Regions from separate parts of the Homo sapiens genome. Here region 1 is linked to region 2. Evidence: read pairs that join two places in POLR2A ChIA-PET (ENCODE). Cell type or tissue: MCF 10A. All regions are shown on one strand.

Region 1 (2,500 bases), 200 kb after region 2:
GTGTCATTTTAAGCCACCAAGTGTGGAGAAATTTGTTATGGAAGCTGCAGGATGCTAAGGAGGATCACACAGGATAGGTACCAGCATGGAGCATGGGGAGTTCACTTGCATTTGAGCGAATGATGGTGAGGATGCTACGGGAAAAAGCCAGTGTCAGAAATTGAGAGGTCACAGAAAGACAGAAAACAGGAGCAGGATTACAATCTCCCTCCTCAAGGGATCCAGCCCAATCCAGGTCTCCCTCTGATATTCTCAGGAGCCTGGTGATGGGCTCTGCATCCAACTGCCATGGCCCAAATCCTGGTTTCATCTCAACCCAGATGGGTGCACTCTAGGAAGCTGCATGGCCTCCTGGCCTCAGTCTGCCCTTGAGAGGAAGCTGGTGATACTAACAGCTCTTGTGAGCGCTTACGCAGCTGCTGAATGGCTAAACGCAGAAGGGAAAAGCGGCTCTTGTGAGATGGGAGCAGTAAAGTGATTTGCAGATGATAGAAGCAGCTGGTAGTGCCAAGGGATTGACTTTCAAGCAGCAGGAGTGACGGCTGGGAGGTGGCCTTGTGGAGAGAGGAAGCTACCGGTGCCACTTCATTTACAGCTCTGTCCAGAAAATTCTCTCCCTTCTCTCTCATGTCTCATGCCTTGGAGTCAGGAATTGGAGACTTTCACTGACCCCTCAAGGACTTCTATGGACCCTGCTTCCCCAAGATTCCACCTGGCTGGGCTAGAATTCCCCCCACAGGCTGCTAAACATGCCCCTGCCTGGTGCTGCCCACAAGAGGGCTGGCCTCTGCTTTCTGAACTCCCAGGCTTCGTACAGTGAGATGCAGTTAGCCACGCTTCTTCGTCCCAACAGCACGGTGAGGGTTAAGACCCAGCTGAGAGTTTCAGGCAACCCATGGAAAGGGCGTCACTGACCTTTGGGTATCTTAGATGTGGGCAAGGTGTGGACCCTGAGAAATGGAATGGGACAGGGCTGATGGGTCTGTAAGTGTGAGCTTCCTGTCTGAGGCTTGCGAGCCACAGGTCACCGCTCCACGTCCCCTGTCTGGGGAATGCTATCATCGCAGACTCATGGAAGATTGCTTTTCCTTGCCTGAAAGCAAAGCCATCTGAGCTCACTGCCCATTCGCTTTCCCCCTTCCTTGGAACTTGGGCAACTGCTCTTTGTCCCTTCGTTCTCTGGTGTTGAATTGCCTGGAAGCCTTTGGCAAAGGAGCTGAGGAAATATCCTTTGATTCCCAGAGATAATGGAATACCCATAATGTCCGCAGAAGGCTGCTCAGCTCTTAATTCAAATGCCAACAACATAAACACTTCCATTCTCTATGTTGAAGTCTTCAAAAGCAAAAATAGTTCTTCCTTAGGTCAGCAGTCCTTAGCTTGTGGTTGCACCCCCAGTGGGAAGTTCCAGTCACTTACAGAGTGGGAGGTGGGTGAAAGATTAGGAACAAATGTCCGGACCCTGTGGACTGGGAGAAATTCAGCTCCGCAGAGCCCCAGAGGCACTAAGGCTCAGTGTGACTCATCCCAGGGGCAGTGACAATAGCCAAAGGTCTGTGACCGCAAGGCAGCAAACCGGGTGACTCACCCTCAGGGCCTCCTGCTATCCACCCACAGCTTCTTGGTTATGGGTTCTCCCCTACCCCACCCCCAGAAGGGCCGGCCAGACAGGGTACCACCACATGCTATTTCCCACAGTTCCAAGACAGTACCCACGGCTCAGAGCCAGAGCCGGGCACGTGCATGAATGTTTTCAGATGACTTTTTTTTTTCCACTAAAGAGTTAAATGCTTGAAAGTAGAGTTCAGGCTTGGCCAACTCAGTTTAGAGCAAGAAATGGAAATGTTGTGGTTGTGTTTAAAGGGTAATTTTATTTCCCTCAGCGAAATAAGCCTGAGTATACCAGCCTTGGGAGGCCTGTGCAGGCCATTGAACTTCTAGAAACTTTAACAATCACCCTCGAAGGGCAATATTTCCTCTCCAGCCAGCCGGACTGGTCCTCCTAGGGCACTCCCAGAGCCCAGCTGCCTCACTGGTGGTGCGTGTCCTCCTGGAGGGAGGGAGACAGGGGCCCAGCTCCTCTGTAAAGACGGCCGAGGAATGCCTCAGGGTCCCTGTGGAGTCAGCTCAGTCCTCTGAGTTTTCTCACCCTGAGTCCTACCCGCACATTTGTATTTGTGAAAAGAGAAAAAAGGAAAGTCACTAACAAGGAGGAAGGCAGGTTCAATCCCTGCTTCCCTTCCCCCTTCCCTCTTATTATGTCTCCAGGTGCCACCACAGCTTGGAGGTGAAGCTTCCCAATGACCAGTGAGCAGAAGCCAGTGCTAACAAGGGAGGCAAAACTGGGACCAGGACCCTGGAAACATCACCTGGAAAAAGGGGCTTCTGAGGGGACCTGGGTGAGGCGCACACGGTGTCTGCTTCAGATTCTGAAGCTGCTCTGGGCTCAGGTGAAAGACAGCGTGGATGGTGTAGCGGGCAGTGGGATGCAGAGAGCCAG
Region 2 (2,500 bases):
CTTTTTAGAATGAGGCAGAGTAAACAAAAAGATGAATAATCCTAAACAGAAAGATGAGAATGAAAATGTGATGAATGTCTCTTATTGAATCTGTTTCCTTTAGGACACAGAATCTAGGATGAAGGAACAGACCCCTTCCAGCCCAAGGATCTCAAGCAGCCAATTCTGAGTCTTTTTTTCATATTTGAAAGAATGATAGTAGACAGCCGACTTCCATTGACATAGAATCTGTGGTGTGTCACCACCAAGGAAGTCTATTTTTTCCCCAAAAGGCATGGGGAGTTTCCTTGAGATCTGGGCCAAATCTGGCACAGCCTCTAGGGTTTCCCGGGGTTCTTCCCATGAGCTTTGGAAATGCTAACTTGGGTTAGGGTTCTGGTTCTATGTTGTTTTTATCTATGTAGCTTTGAACAATCACTTTGCCTTGCTGGGGTTTCAATTTCTCAGCTATAAAATGGAGGGAAATCAGCCATCGGATGGTTGGGAGGAGGGCGTGAAATCCCACCCACAAGACAGAAGCCCAGGAAACGTTACCAGCACTCTCCTCTCTCCTTCCTCCGGGAGGGTGGTGTCGGGGAATGAGCGCGGATGGCTGCCTCATTCCCTCTTGTTGAAGAGGGCGGGTGGTCATCTGGTGAGATGGTGTTTGACATCTTTTAATAATCTAAATGAAAAAGTTCTCCAAAATTTGCTGCCAGGGAATTTCGTTTTTTTATAAATGGAGACTCCAGGACATGACAAACAATAGAAGAGAGTTAATTGCAAACGAAAATATCAGCAAATATTCAACAGCTGGGCTAGGAGCCCACGAGCCACAAGACCTGCTTCCCGCATGATGGCAGGAAAGTGTGTGGGGCCAAAGGCGTTTTTCCCACCTGGGAATTCAGCTCAGTCAAACCATATGGGTTCTGAATCATCAGTGGAGCCTGGATAACGCATTGTCCTACAGGCATTATCTCCCGTCCTTTTCAGAGCTGGAAGGGCTCCTTTCCTTCTCTTCCCTCCCCTCCTCTTCCCTCAATATCTGGATATATTCTGGATAAAATAATTCCTGTGCACAGTGTATTTATCCCATTACTTTGTGTTCCAATGGGAAGTATCTCCACTGAGGGGGCTACTCCTCCAAAGATTCACATCTTGAAAATAAAAATCTTTACATATGATTTTCAATGAACTAAAAGTTCATTTTACTCAGAATGGTTGAAGTAAGTGAGTGATGTCTTAGACTTCCCGGATTTTATTTTGTAACTATTTAGATTGTATTGAGCACTCTGGAAGATGAGAAATGTAATTTTGGAATTGCTCCAGAGTGAGCCCACTCAATGCTTTATATGTGACAGAATCAGTGGATTCAAAGGCTTTCACTGTGTGAGGTATGGGAATGATTAAGAAAACCATTAGCAAAACCTGCTCAAGGCATAATTCACTTGTGCTCTTTGTCAATGCTCCCTGCACAGGTGTCTGCAGCTCTTCCCATCCCAGACTCAACAGTGAGGAGACAGCTCTCATCTTATCATGTCCTATTTTTTCCACCTGGATTACAAAGCCGAATGCTTTACAAAGAGCCTCTATAATACTCTTGTGTTCTCATTCACAAACAAAAATACCACTTAAAATCATGCCTCTTGAACATGGATTAAACATTTAAAGTAATCGAACTGGATCTTCCAGAAGATTTGCATTAAAATTTTTAATTGAAGCAGTGATGCTTAAACTTTTGGGGGGTGAGGAGTGGCACAACTGCCTTTTAGAATCACATACAAACATGGACCCTTATCTCCAGAAAAACCCTCATCCATAGATGCAATTTTGCACTCAACTGTGGGAGGATCATAGACTCTTTGAATCTGTTGATCCCGTATTAAAACATTGATCTGGACCAGTTACAATAATACAGGTTGTTTTGGAAAGAACAGGCCATTTTCTTAGAAAGAATCTAGCAGGAAGCTTACCTTTGCTAAAAAAAAATTGACGCTCAAGCTTGATAGAACGAATCAAGAATAGCACATATAAAATGTACTTTTATATTATTCTGAAGTGTATATCATTATTTAATTGAGGTCATACAAAAAATTAGATATTGCAATTGCTTTTTTTTTTTATTTGAAGAAACACTCAGGAATGGGTCTAACAGACTGTAGGGAAGAAAGGTAGAGCTTGGTGGAAAAGTCTGGAAGGTTCCCAGGGTTGCATGGGCTTGAGGGATTCCTAGAGAGTGAAGGGGCAAAGTTGGGGCTGTGGCACGGTGGGGGTAGGGTCAACCTAAGTGGAGGGAGGAGAACAGGCAGTCCAGCCTGTCGGGGGTCCCTGAGCCCTGCTGTGCTGCGACCGGGCTAAAGCTTGGGAGCATTATCAAACCACAGCACAAGCACTGGAGACTGCTCTTCTACATTGTGTTAACATATATCCATGTCCAAAAGGCAGTGACCATTGCAAGGGAAAAAAAATCGGGCTGAGCTTTTGCAATACTGCCGCTATCACCACTCATTGCTGTCACTTT

Evidence for each region. Peaks named below come from ENCODE experiments on the same cell type or tissue, not always from the same donor. Only the 100,000 strongest peaks of a DNase experiment are listed, where the experiment ranks them.
Region 1: POLR2A ChIA-PET joins it to region 2 with 5 read pairs; 5 of 35 experiments call an interaction of 5 or more read pairs at or near these places.

What each region holds. Positions count from the first base shown.
Region 1 is chr2:237,201,249-237,203,748 of GRCh38, reverse strand. No RefSeq gene overlaps it. Among named protein-coding and RNA genes, the nearest start is that of COPS8, 120 kb to the right of the region's middle. RefSeq lists an enhancer at 2,334-2,500. In MCF 10A, no CTCF peak of the experiment used is centred here; a DNase peak (open chromatin) is centred at 1,528.
Region 2 is chr2:237,403,570-237,406,069 of GRCh38, reverse strand. All of the region lies in intron 1 of COL6A3 (collagen type VI alpha 3 chain), which reads left to right. Among named protein-coding and RNA genes, the nearest start is that of COL6A3, 9.3 kb to the left of the region's middle. In MCF 10A, no CTCF peak of the experiment used is centred here; no DNase peak of the experiment used is centred here.